Linked DNA regions of Homo sapiens: region 1 is linked to region 2. The links are chromatin contacts, found by Hi-C or POLR2A ChIA-PET in ENCODE. All regions are on one chromosome and are shown on one strand. The core of a region is the stretch at or near the end of the contact, and the rest is flanking DNA. Distances in the headings are between cores, read along the strand shown. Region 1 overlaps IRS1 (insulin receptor substrate 1). Region 2 has its middle 240 kb from the start of MIR5702.

Region 1 (6,831 bases), core at 4,290-6,789, 350 kb after region 2:
GGAACAGGAAAGGCTTTCCCACATTTCTCCTCTGCCACTTCCGTAAAAGAACTATGCAGGATGTCTTCATCAGCTGAACATAACAGGAACCAAACAGAAGCCACTTTAAAAAGTAAATCTGTTGAAAACATGGACCTAATTTTTATTGTAAATGGATTTAACTGAAATTTTACACTAGGGAATAAAGCTGAAATATATGAAAAAACTATATTACCTTATGTTTAACAAAGCATGTTTTAATTGAATCTACTAGAAAATTCTTAAATGAACAAAGTTTGATCAAGTGTTCATGTTTTTGGATTACTTTTCCTTCACGTTTCAACTTCGACTTCTTGTTTGGTCATCATGGAACAACCATAAAAAGAATCATTTCTGTAGAAATATTCAAAGGTTTTATGAATTTTCCCAAGGCCCTCTCTTAATCTTATATATATATATATATATATATATATATATATATATATATATTTTTTTTTTTTTTTTTTGAGACAGGGTCTCACTCTGTTGCCCAAGCTGGAGTGCAGTGGCACGATCTCGGCTCACTGCAATCTCTGCCTCCAAGGTTCAAGCAATTCTTGTGCCTTAGCCTCCTGAGTAGCTAGGATTACAGGCGTGTGCCACCAACCTCAGCTAATTTTTGTATCTTTAGTAGAGACGGGGTTTTGCCATGTTGTCCAGGCTGGTCTTGAACTCCTGGCCTCAAGTGATCCACTTGCCTTTGCCTCCCAAAGTGCTGGGATGACAGCGTGAGCCACCACGCCCAGCCAATCCTATACTATTTTTACCATGCATTTTAGAAGTACTAAAGTAGTCATTATCTTTGATTTGTTTCTTCAACAGTTGACTCATCTGCTAGATCTTTACTGGTCATTGACTGCTTGTGAAACCCAGCAATCCACCAGCATTACTTTCATTGACTTTATGAAATGCTGCATCTTTCACAAAAGGTGTATTTCCACACTGAATAAAACTGGATGAAGGATCACTGGTATTAAGTATAAAGAGATAATAAGCAAGGGCAGAGTTTAGAAGTGCTTAGTTCATTAGTGAATATTTTTGTGTCTTCTGCTTCCCTACTAAAACCTTATAATTGCAGGAACTCAAATAATGAAGATCACTCTCTTGCCACCATTCCATATGGTAGGATTCGGTTTCATCAACCCACTAGCATGCCTTCATGAAACCATAGAGCCAGCTGTCGAGAGCAGCTCAAAACAAGAATGATCACAGAATTAACACCTAAAAGCAAATGGTATAATAAAAAACATCATTAAAAGTTTACTCAGCCAACATAATTTTCCAGGAAGTTAGTAAAATCAAGTTAAAAAAAAAAAAGGCAATGAAGGTCAAAGCAAACTCACATTTACCTGATTAGTGCCAAATGTTTCTACTACAGGTTTTGCATGTCACCAGAAAAAAGGCCTGATATGTAGGTGTTAGAGCAGAATAGTATCTAGCCTACAGGAAGATTAAAGGATTAAAATGAACTAATACTCTACTTCCTAAAACATACAGACTTCTACACAGTGCCAGTCAAATGGCAGCCAAGTGTTATCAGCAAGGCTAAATTTGGATCACATAACCTAAAAACCACTTAAGATAAAAAGAGTGCTGAAATAAGCGCAAGCCATAATAAGGGCCAATGAGAGAATGGGTCACGTCAGGTGACATGGTTTCCAAAATAAAAAAAGGCCAACTCAAAATACAAAAGAACTGGGATAAATTCTTGATAGCTGGAATGTTTGGTGGAGGCTTAAAATGAGCACCTTACACCCCACCCCCAACAAAAGGGCCCTTAGCCATTCTTTATAGAATTGAGATCCTGCTTTAAAGAAACCAGAGCACACATGTCTTGCAAGGAATGCATTAATGATCATAACCTGGGTGGCCAAGCATCCAGACAGGCCTGGAACTAGGACTGAACTCTGGTGGCAATACGCAAAGGGCCTGGTTTGACCAATGGGTATCTCAGAAGCTAGTGCAGCCTGCCGCTGTGGCAAGACTAAAAAAGAAACCTTTTGGAGCCACCCCTAAAATAAGCCTCGGTGATGCTGGTAATGAATGTATGAAAATCTAGGGTAGAGGTGGCTTTAGTTCATTATCTAAGAGGTCTCAGCTGATTGGCACTATCAAACTCAAAGGCATGAGGAGTAACACGTCACACAGAAGAAGTCCATGTCCCTCTAGAATAAAACTTAGTAACATGGTGAGTGGTCCAGGCACACACACTGACATTCCCAGGCTTTCATCATACTTTGAATGAAATTCAAGCAACTTCCCATGGCCTATGAAGCCCTGTGAGACCCTAGCTTACTACCCCAATCACACCTTCTACCCCATCCCTGCTGCTCCAGATGCACCGGAACATAGGATCGTTCCCAGCATAGGATTCTGCATCTGCTGCTTCTACTGGGACACTCTTCACCAGCACACAGCCTCGCCCCATAAGTCTCTCCCTTACTTCACTCAGATGTTTGCTCAGTCACTGCCTCCTTTCTGGCTACCCTTATCAAAAATGGCCCACCCTACCCATTCTTCTCTATCCCTTTACACTATTTCATTGGTTATCATTTGTTTCTTCCCTTGGAATAATAAAAACTCCACGAACACAGAAACCTACTATCTGTCTGATTCACCACATAGTCTCTGTTTTCCAAAAATGTGTCTAGGCACATAGCAAATCTCAACAAGGAATGAGATTTGGAATAAATGAATGGACATATACTTGTTGCATTGATACAAATATATTTTATAAAGTAATGAAATATTAAAATAATAAGCAAATAATCATCAATAAGACTAAAATAAACCAAACCAAAGCCAAAGGGCTAATCAAAAATTTGAATGTTTGTGTGCTAAATATTGTACCAACAGCAGCTTAGTAAACCACCCTGAACTCTCCTCTGTACCTGCTGACCTTAAAATTCATGTGAAACTAGGTTCTGGCTGTTACTAAACCAATCTAAATGCCATCAAAAGTTCTCCAAAATCTTGTAGTGGCGCTATCTCGGCTCGCTGCAACCCCCACCTCCTGGGCTCAAGCAATTCTCCTGCCTCAGCCTCCGGAGTAGCTGGGACTATAGGCGCCCCCCACCACGCCCGGCTAATTTTTGTATTTTTAGTAGAAACAGGGTTTCACCATGTTGGTCAGGCTGGTCTCGAACTCCTGACCTCACGATCTGCCTGCCTCGGCCTCCCAAAGTGCTGGGATTACAGGCGTGAGCCACCGCACCCAGCGAATCCTTCTTTAAAGTAACCAGAGCTCACTGAGGCAAGACAGATGGTGCCTTCAGTGACCCATTCTCTAACAACAATGTTGTAACACTTGTCTGCAAAATAGGAACTCATGTTCAATATGTTTTATGTAACTATATTCAATATATTGCAATATTGTTTATGCAACTGAAGAGACCATCAGAACCTAGAAACTAGTAATAGGATTCTCCCAACTCAATACTCCCACTATCACCGAATCACTCTGTGACCATATATTCTTAAAGCACGGAATACATGCCAAAGATGAAAATCCACTAAGCAGAGTCAAAAAAGAGTTATGAACAGATGATGAAACTGAAGACAACTAAGGCCATCAGCCTTGCCCTGCCAAAGATGGTCACTGGCAGTGCAGTACACATGGACACTGAACTCAGGACAGTCCAGGTTCAAATAATCAGTGACCGGCAAGGAAACAGAAGCTGCTGCAAGACTGCCCGGAGTGTCTTCAGAAAGCAATTAGATCTATGGAAGACTAGACCAAGGCAATGCAGGCCTGCAGCACCCCAAGGAACCACAGAGCCATTTCGAGGCTGTCCTTCCAGCCAACCAGACATGGATGGAAGATCTAGACATGCAGATGTTGTTTTAGGTTTCCGACGCGTTTCATGGGAGGCTTAGAAACTTAACTTTCACTTGAAAAGCAACAACTTATCAACCCATCATTATAACCTCAAAGTTGTTTAACAAAGCTATTGTTTTAGTAGGAATGAGGCAGATAACAGGGAAGGACTACTCTTGTCGTTATCTCTAGAAAACTTTCTATTTATGACTCCAGAAAAACAGGTGCATATAAAAATTAGTCATAAGCCAATGGAATGGAGTCTTCCAACTTTTCTGAATTTATCGGTCCATTCACTGATCACAAGTATACATTCATCTTAGTTGAGACATATCAGCCATTGATCGCCTTACTGCCATATAAAGTATGGCCGTTCAAGTCTTACAAAATGTAGCCTCCCAGTTTCACTGCTCTCCTGTCTGGTAAGCAGTGGAGGCACTAGGAAATCTACTCCTCTCCCAGAAAGGATATAGGAGGTTGAAAAAAAAAGAGCAGTAATAAAGTCCTAGCAGTCATGAATGCATTTTGAAAACTTTATGACTAGGGTTGACTATGTCATAGATACAGGCAATTGATTACCAGTGTTCAGAAAGTATTTTCAAGCAGGGCTAATAATCAAACACTCCACATATGAAAGAGAAAACTTCATTTAACAAGCTACCTTTTAAAGCCTTTAATTATTCTAATAAATTATGATTTTCCCCTCAAACATGTGTGAATTGCTGAATGGCATCTTGCCCAATAGAATTTTTCAAAAGAAACTTCAAAAACAATAAAACTAAATATGAGTGTGGTCTACTTAGCTTCTTTGATAAATTTAGTATGATACATTGTTCATAAACTCCTCCACCCTGCCTAATTTTTCCTAAGAGTACTTACCACTATCTGAATTAACTTGATCTGTTTAGTGCCTATTTCTCCCTCTAGAACATAAGCTCAGAAGTGTGGAAACGAAGTCTTATTCCTAGCCCTATTCCCAGCAAATAGTAAAGCCAAAATAGTGAATGGCTTTACAAATATTTGAGGATCAAATGAATGAACAATGACATCTATAACATACAGTCTTTGGACACATATATATGTGAATATGCAACATATATGTACAACATGTTGTATATAAAGATACAAAACAGACAAAGCATTTTACACATGTACAACCTGATGTAGTATAGCATGGGAGAAAACATTAACCTGGAGATAGAATATCAGGGTTTTTATTTTTGTTTTTGTTTGCTAACTCTACCATGTAACAGCTGTATCATCTTAACCAAGTTACTTACACTGTATGGTCCTGAGTCTATTTGTCTGTAGAAAGAACATTCTGAGCTTTATTATCTTTAGGGATACTTTTAACTCGAATATTTTTCTCAATAAACTGGACTCTTTGGAAGGCTGAGGTGGGAGGATCTCTTGAGCACAAGAGTTTGGGGTAAGCTATGATGATGCCACAGCACTCCAGCCTGGGCATCAGAGTGAGACCCTCTCTCTTTAAAGTTCATGTATATATATATAACTTTTGGAGCATGAGAACTAGCTAGATCCTGTCACTGTCAGTGACGGAAGAACGTTGGTAGTGTGGGCTGTGTTGTTTGTGATTTTAAAGGTTACCCTATTTTTATGGGAGGGAGTGGTATATGTAAATATGAGCACATTCTTGGTCCTGACTGTGTTTATCAAGGTCAGAAGGTGTTGGGGAAGGATGACGGTGATAGGGCATGGCATGGCTGCTGAGGAGTTTATAGCTGGGTCCCCTTTCCTGTTCCCAAGCACATGGTATCAGCCGGCTGTCCGGTGGCTCAGTAGGCTCACTGTGTTCCAAAATTACTTCAGAGCATTCGGCTCCACCACTCAAGGAAAAGCAAAATAGAAAATGAGGAGAGGAACAAAGGAGTAGGTTGGAGGAAGGGTGAAATTCATAGGACAGTTTTACAGAGAGCCATGAACCACAGTTAGTTACTGATTTATAATTACCCAGAGGCCAGGAGTTAGAATTTTAGTAGTTTCGTTATTTTGCTTTCCTTACAGCATGGATTATGTAAATTGTTGTATATATGTCTCTTGAATATATATAATACATATTTAAACATACATATAATATACTTAAACATCTATATATATGTTTATATACATATATAAATCCATCTCTTTAAGATGCTCATGCCTTCTGCCTGGCACAGCACACAGCACTGGATCTCTCTGTCAAAGAGTGCTGAGACTCAAGAGTAGAGTCAAGAATTCTACAGAAGAAAACATTCAGCACTCCCCAGTCATACTTTTATTTTCAAGTTTTTATATATAATTAAATCCACAGGAACTATAAAATGCATGTACCTAGCTCCTTTTAAAGTTTAATAAATATATTTCAGCCATTAATCCTGATTTATACTTACAGCTTGTAACATAATTTAGCCCACATGTAGAACTTTGCTTTTTCTATGCCAAGCTAATAAATGCAACCCAGTTTCCTAGAATTTAACAGTACACCATACTCATACTTCATAAAATAAATATCTGAACAAGAGACTCAACACTGTTGTATCTTTTCAGGCACTCAATCTTGATATACTCTTACAGCCAAGAAATCTAGGAAGCTGGCTGAGTTCAAAAAATATTTTTAATAAGGAAGGAACAAAAACCAAAAGCACCCCTATGTTCTAAGGGTGAAAGGGGCGTTGGTGGGATATAACTCAAACCATGACAAACTCTGTGTATGAGAGGCAATTCACAGCTTACAATTTTACTTTCATATGTTATTTCATTTGATCCACAAAACAACATTATAAGACAGACTGGGGCAATATTACTATCTCCAATTTTGTGAACCAGAAAATCAGGTCAAGGAATGACAGTTCCCAGGAGGTGGCAGAATCGGGAATAAAATTCACATCTCCTCTTTTCTTGTCCATGATGGTTCTATACTTTCATTTGATCTTTCACTTATAATAGTCAACCTAGTCTTGCACTAAAACAAATACAGAATCAATACTATCCACACA
Region 2 (7,630 bases), core at 4,721-7,220:
ACCAGGAATTAAGATATTTACTTACAGGTGTTGACTACAGTGAATCATTGAAGCATGTGAGCATTATAAATAGATTCTTGTGGATACTAAGGAAGACATTTATAAATTTCATAATATAAAAGGAAACGTAAGTACATAAGTCAGTAAGCCATGAGGAGAATACTATAAATTCCCCTCACTATGGCCCGTGTGGTCAATGTTGACTTTCAAAATTCTAATGTCAACGTTTACGTTGTAAATTATCCATTTATTATTTTGTGTGTCAGTTATAGTGAATAATTTCATTAATAAGAACAACAATAAAAACAATTTGAATATTCCACACACAGAATAGTGCATTAGATTCTAGAGTCAAAAAAAAAAAAGACATTGATGTTGCTTTAATAGAATTTTGAAGGGCAAGGACATATTCACTACAACAGAGTGCTAAATGGAAGAACACTGTATTTTTGAAATATTATACTAACTGATATTTTGCGGGTATTTCTGAGTATGGAACCTCCCACCCTTATCCACACAGATATGTTCTAAAACTCCCAGAGGATGCCTGATACCACGTATAGCACCAAACTGTAAATATCCTTTTTTTTCCTATACATCCACACCCATAATAAAGTTTAATTTATAAACCAGGCATAGTACTCCTGCACTATGGGGCCATTACTATGTAAAATAGGGGTTCACTGAACACAAGCACTGTGGATGCCTGGACAGTCGATCCAATAACCCAGCTGGCTACTAACTCACTCGCAGGCTTGGAGCATCTATGGCATGGAGGTTCCAGACAAAGGCAGGAGTCCTGCCCTGGGCAGGACACAGGGGGATGACACCAGATCAGAACAGCGGGCAATTTGAAAATTATCAATTTTTTTTTTTTTTTTTGGAATTTTTCATTTAATATTTTCAGGCCACGTTTGACCATGAGTAACTAAAACCATGGAAAGCCAAACCGCGGATACCGGGTTTTTCCTCCACTTTTCACCCTTTGCCCAATCCCACCAGCCTGAGTCATTGCCTCAGGGCAGGGCTGCAGCCAGACCTCAAGCACAAAGACTGAAGGCCACCAGCCTCTTTTCTATTTTAAAAGCCTATACTCTGAAGGGAATAGAGAGGTTTCTGATTTTATTGAATCTGAGGGTTTGAGAAGTGAATTCTTCTACCAAAACCTCACTCTGGACAGGGGGAGAGACCAAAAAAGAAATGATCAGAAGAAAGAAGTAGGTGATGCTCATCACAGGGGCCCATCGGTCTCCCAAGAAGAGCATAAGACAGTGGAAAAACAAGAGCTGAAGCAGGCAGCAAAATCAGAGACAGAGAGAGAGAATAGGGATGGCCACATGGTAAACCCAGGCATCCCAGGTGAGAGATTGTTGTATACGTTCTGGTGCTCTGGCACTGCACAGAAGTAACAGAATAATTCTCATGTGCCCAAGAGGGACCTCCTCAAAACCTAGGAGGCCATGCAGATGGGAACAAGGGCATTTTCACGGTTTCACAGGGGCAATAATTACTAAGAACCAGAGAGTAGGATGGACATCTGTTTGTAGGTGACATTGTGGACTTGAAGGCTTTATGCGTTCTTTGCTGAAAGCACTTTGGCATATCTTAGGTCAGATTCCACAGCAAACAGACTCTGGGATGGAGACTGGGACAGGGGCCCTGTTGGAAAGAACATTCACCCAATAGAGAAGTGAGGGAAGCTGAACTGGACAGAGAGAGAAGCTGAATTGAACTGTGATACAATTACAATCGAGGCCTCAGCCAATTGAGGCAAGGAGGCCAGGCCTAGGAAAACTTCCATCATTCATTCTTTGGGTCTGAGCTGCCTCTGGGGAGAAGAAGGGGCATAACCTTGGGCAAGGTGGTAGCCAGTAGCCAATACCCCCAGTAGCTTGGAGAATGAGTGAATCTATCTCTTTTATGATTGTGAAAAAATAGAATGTTATTCACTCTGGCCTACCCCGTCTGCAACTTAGATCCATTTATTTCTTACAGTAAATTTATGCCATATGGGGAAGACTTCTCTAGGGTTCTGGTTGGTTTTGTTCCTTGGCAAAGCATGGAAAAAGCTTAGTGAGAGAAACTATAAACTCCATCCCTGCAGCTGGTCTCAAGGCTGCAATTAACACTCCTGCTTCCCCTCCTCTACTACTCATTCTAGATTCTCCTCACCCTTGGTTGGTGACTTTGATAGTCTAGAAGGCTTACCTGGAAGAGTGATACTAATGCTCTTACCTGAGAGATCTCAGAATCTAGTCACCTTGCCATTCCCAGGCCACACTTGATGCATTTGTCCATGTCACACCAAATTGCACAAGAGAGTATCAAGAGTTGCTCAAGGAGATCACTTGCACGGCAAACATATTTCTCTCTAGCCCTATATTATAATAGAGACCCTACTTCCTCTTGGTGATCAAGATCAATAACCTCTGCCGTCTTTTCCTTATCTTCTGATTTCTTGAACAAGTTCTATGGCAACCGTAGCTTAAGTTCAATGAGACTCTCAATGTGGCTCCTGGTGAAAACATTTTCTCTCTGGGAATCAGGACTTTGAGACACACACATTCTAGAGTCATCAGAAACAGATGGACACAAATTCCCATGGTGGGCACTAGATATGATGGTTAGTGAGGCCATCTCTCAAACTATCTCCTGGTTCCCAGGCCCGTGTATTCTACATAATGGGGTAAAGCACATGTATTGGTTATTGATTTAGTGTATACACCACATTCTGGAGAACGGGGATCCATTCTATATTTGTCACATATCTGTGTGTGATATGACCAGGAGCTTCCTCAGTCATGGGCCCACTGCTGTACCTTTTTGCTGTTAAGTTCATTACTTAGTCTGAAACAAAGTTATGCAGAATCCTCTGTCAGTGGATGAAACATTCTTTAAGCCCTCAGAGAGCAGTGCTAGGAAAGTCAACTTACTCCCAAGATATTTTGTGAACACTGACAAGATGAATTGCTACTCCTTACAGGGTAGAAGTTCAATGTAATCAACTTTCCACCAAGTGGCAGGTTGATCTCCTTGAAAGATTTGCTGATTCAGAAGCTCATCACTGGTCTCTGTAATGAGATCAGCCTTAGTGAGTGGGAGCTCAGGGCACAGGGCCCAGGTATAGCCTCCATCCTTACTTCATTGCTATAACATTCATGAGTCCATTGTGCCAGCACTGGGTGGCTGATGACAGAGTTGGCTGAAGTTGGCTGGGTAGTTACTCTATCTGCTTGGGCCCTCTTTCATTATTGATGCTGTTAAGATGAACACAGAGATCCACAAACTGATCAATCCCCAAGGTCCATCCATGAACCTACTTGACCTTGATGTTCTAATCTTTTTCCTTCCAGGCCCCTGGCAAATGAGACATGTCATTCTGCTCATAAAACCATTATTTCTAATTTGACCTGTTTCTCCTTATCACTGGGAGAATCTACCCTCATCACTGGTTTTCAGAACCTTCCCAAGTGGGATCATCGTAAAGCACAGTTCACTTTCAACTCGTACCCACAAACCAAGCTGACCATCTGTAAACCAAGCATGGTTTAGAGAAGTACCAGCTGTCATAAGCGATCCCCCAGGGAACTAGCAGTATGAGGTGAAGGAGAGGCAGCAGTTAAACCCTGTAGGCAAAAGGGGAATGAATCATGGTAACCTTACATTCAGCTTACTTGTACCCTCTGTCTCTTCGCATATATAATTTTTTTTTCAGATGGAGTCTCACTCTGTCACCCAGGCTGGAGTGCAGTGGCATGATCTCGACTCACAGCAATCTCCATCTCCCAGGTTCCAGCGATTCTCTTGCCACAGTGTCCCAAGTAGCTGGGATTATAGGCACGTGCCTTCACGCCCAGCTAATTTTTGTATTTTTAGTAGAGACAGGGTTTCATCATTTTGGCCAGGCTGGTCTCAAACTCCTGACCTCAGGTAATCCACCCACCTTGGCTTCTTCTTCTCATATATAATTTAATAGATTCAGCTGTCCCTTACTTTCAATCAATGAAATTGACTTATCCGTGAAGAGGCGAATATAAAGAAATAAGACAAGACCCTACGGAGCTTTAATAGCACTACCATATGATGATGCCCTGCTGCTGGATCCATCCTGTCTTACAACTTGGCGGTTCTGAAATAATATAATCATGATATGTTCTGGTCACAAAGTCACATAGTGCCTCCACTTGAGCCTAGTAGCATGACAACACTAGAAGCAGCAAAAAGGGCACAGTCTTCTGCTGCAAATGCTGCAACCTAGTTCCATGCTCCTTGGGTCTTTATCATAATTCTCCTATTGGGTTTTGCAATAAACTCTACAGTGTGTCTTTTTCCCTGTGGTGCCACGTGATCTGCTGACCCAAGTGACAGATTGCTTGCATGGCAACCTGGACTTACTGTGGGACCTTTTCCTGCTCCAGGCCCCACTCAAAGTTGTCAGTCTTCCAAGTCACCCAGTAAATGAATGGGAACAGCATATCCAAATGTGGCATATGCTAGTATCAAAAGATACCTATTAAGTATTGTGCTCTGTCTTAATGGTAAGAAATGCAAGCTAACTAGCCATGAGAAAAGACAGTAAATGTATACTTCTTTTTTTTTTTAGAGTCTTTCTCTGTCACCCAAGCTGGAATGCAGTGGTACGATCTCGGCTCACTACTACCTCTGTCTCCCAGGTTCAAGCAATTCTCATGTCTCAGCCTCCTGAGTAACTGGGATTACAGGTGTGTGCCAGCATGCCCAGCTAATTTTTGTATTTTTGTAGAGACGGGTTTCACCATGTTGGCCAAGCAGGTCTCAAACTCCTGACCTCAAGTGATCTGCCCGCCTTGGCCTCTCAAAGTGCTGAAATTACAGGCATGAGCCACTGTGACCCACCAATGTATACAAATTTTTGTCTCAAATGAATGCAAATTGCTTCTGATCCTACTTTCCCATAAGGATGGGGGAAATATCTATTCACCATATTAATAGCTTCCTATTATACATGAAGGCTGGGTTAATCTACTCTAGTAGACTAAGTGCTCTGATCAAGCAACTGTAATTGGGTTTGTTTCTTGGTATCAGGCTGCCTGAGTTGAAACTCAAACTTTATCACTAAATACTTAAGGTAAGTTATTTAACCTTTCTGGGACAATTTCTATATGCATCAAATGGAGATTATTATAGTATCTTAATTATACAGTCTTTGTGATTATTAAAATTACAAAATTTACACAAAGTAGTTAGCACTGTGCCTGGCACATAGTGATCACTAAGTAATCAACTTACATACATTCGTTTCACTACCATGGGGTTAAAAGGTAGTTTGATTTATTAAAATTCATCAAACATAGAGTTTTCTGTTATATAAAGCACTTGAAGTAAATCTGAAATACATTTAACTTAGGGTACAGTCATGCAGAAATATAAGATAGGGTTTATTTTGATAGTACCAACACTGCCATTGATCACAAATATTAATGTAATTTACAAATCAAATACATAATTATCAAAGTAGAACATTTGCTCAGTTACTCACTGGTCTAAATTTTATGCCACTTGCAATAATTATGCTATCAAGAATTTAATAATCATGCATATGGGATAGCTTCCCCAATATTTGTCTTTAACTCTAGCACAAGGACTAACTACTAACCATGCCACGATGTATGTACCCAATAGGCTTAGCAAGTTTCTCCATCTAAGATCACATCTATCAATATATTTTCCCCACTATGCTAGAAATTCGACAGTTACATGGGAAAAGAAATCATATGAAGAAAATGAAACTTCTTCTTGCTCATCACAGAAACGAGAAACTACCTCCATCATCACTTCCACAACCTCTTAACCACAAAGCAACCCTGCCCAGTCTGTGCTTCCTCCTTCTTTTTATATCACTGCGACGATCTTGGCAGGGGAAAACAAAGCAGAAACAGAACCCAGCATTTCACATTAATGTAACAGTCTTGCTACCTGCAAGACAGAGTGGGGAGGGTTGTGTGTGAGCATTACAGTCAGCCTCCCGCCCCCTGGATGATGGCATAATGCTGATCATACCCTGATGGTGAGCATGCAGCTTGCAGAGGAACCAGCTCGCTGCAACAGAGGCTTAGCGCCTAGCTGCGCTTTGAGCTGGCAGGGGCAATCTTCATATTCTGTACTGCAAAATCACAGGAAGGGCTGTTTATAAACCTGTGAAAGGAGGAATTTGATTTCAAAGGAAAAGGCTTTAGAGGAATTCCAGCTGCCTGGCACATAGTCTGTTTCTCCTGCCTTCATCCTCATGGGGCTCCTGCAGCAAGTAACACAGAAATGACCATTGTAGGGAGAAAACATTACAGAGTGTGAGAAAGAAAGAGAGAGAGAGAAAGAGAGAGATTCTTAGCAGGCAAAATAATACAGCCAATTTACCAGCAACTTCATTTGGGGCTGGTACGTGCGTTTCCTAATAAATTGCCGAATATCTAGACTTTATGTGAAGCTTATCAGATGAATATCCTTTAACCCCATTTGATTTGCAGTCCTTGAGTACTCTGCAGGTATTTCAGTGATTAATAAAGCATGCTGGTAAGGCAAAAGAAAGGTCTGTTCTGGATTTTCTAAGAGCTCTAAGTCAAACATTTTCTGCAAATTCAGACAGAACTCAATCACAGCTCCAATTCACAGTCATTAAATACCTCGTTAATGTTGTGTGATTTACCAACAAGACAAAGATCTGTCACACTGCAGTGTAACTCTTCAGCATACAGAAAAACTAGTGAAACCACTAGGGAAATTAGTTTTAATAGTAGCACATAACTGTAAATCATTCAATGGCTGGTCACAAGTTTAATCTGTTTTCCAGTTTTTCTGTTGTTTTGTTTTACAGAGCTTTGGGTACATCTGAATTATTGCCAAAATGACCATGGTTTTAAATTACACACACACACACACACACACACACACACACACACACACACACTTGAATTGAAACAAACATCAACAGATCTTACTCCCAGAAACGTGATAGACCGAGTGAGAGAGAGAGAGAGATTGAGACAGAGAGATTGAGAGAGAGAGAGAGAGAGAGATTGAGAGAGAGAAAGTACAAAGACACACTCCTGGCACTCTGTGTTTAAATAGTTTCTCCTCAACCCTCTTTTCTCAAGTGCTAGGAATATTATTTTGGAATGCTTCTGCAGGACTCCAGAGATTATTGCTGCCATATTTCAAAATCACACCTAGAATTACAATCTCTATTCCAAGCGGAGTGTGAGCCTGAGCCCTAGGAAATGCTTTGTTCTTGACATTAGTAATAGAAACCCCATTAATAAACACCTAACATGGAAGTAGTTGCAGATTTGAAAGAACTAAATACAATGCTGCACCCGTTTTCTCCCTTTAAATCCCTCCCTGTGAGTCATGTCCAAGCCAACTGTTCTTACCCACCTCAGTCACCTCTAGACATGCTTAATCCCAACCTACAATATTGAACATTCCTGACTCCCGCATGCCAGTCACCCTCTAATCTTTTAAATCTGTCCCCCTACTCCCCTTTTCTACATTCCTGGGACTTATCAAACTTTTGTAATTCAGGATTAGTTTGCATATTTGCCGTGGGTCACCCTGGGATACACAAAGCTATCCTAGAACTCAGGGTCTTTGTGGT

The links. Hi-C counts contacts between places; a loop is a spot of excess contacts on that map. ChIA-PET counts read pairs that join two places held with the same protein, here RNA polymerase II (POLR2A). Pooled maps may share reads with other maps.
Region 1: a map of naive thymus-derived CD4-positive, alpha-beta T cell shows a loop between it and region 2 (14-fold over the local background). The contact joins two enhancer-like sites. A Hi-C loop is called at or near these places in 1 of 168 maps with a recorded cell type or tissue (naive thymus-derived CD4-positive, alpha-beta T cell), 2 of 37 single-sample maps with no recorded cell type and 7 of 50 pooled maps. POLR2A ChIA-PET finds 5 or more read pairs at or near these places in 2 of 52 experiments (AG04450 and activated T-cell).

The regions. Positions count from the first base shown.
Region 1 is chr2:226,765,697-226,772,527 of GRCh38, forward strand. The region is part of intron 1 of IRS1 (insulin receptor substrate 1); the gene reads right to left. Among named protein-coding and RNA genes, the nearest start is that of IRS1, 31 kb to the right of the region's middle. Within about 2 kb of position 5,540, at least 8 of the 41 ENCODE cell types and tissues checked have a DNase peak (open chromatin) inside an H3K27ac peak, as active enhancers do.
Region 2 is chr2:226,417,726-226,425,355 of GRCh38, forward strand. No RefSeq gene overlaps it. Among named protein-coding and RNA genes, the nearest start is that of MIR5702, 240 kb to the right of the region's middle. Within about 2 kb of position 5,971, at least 3 of the 41 ENCODE cell types and tissues checked have a DNase peak (open chromatin) inside an H3K27ac peak, as active enhancers do.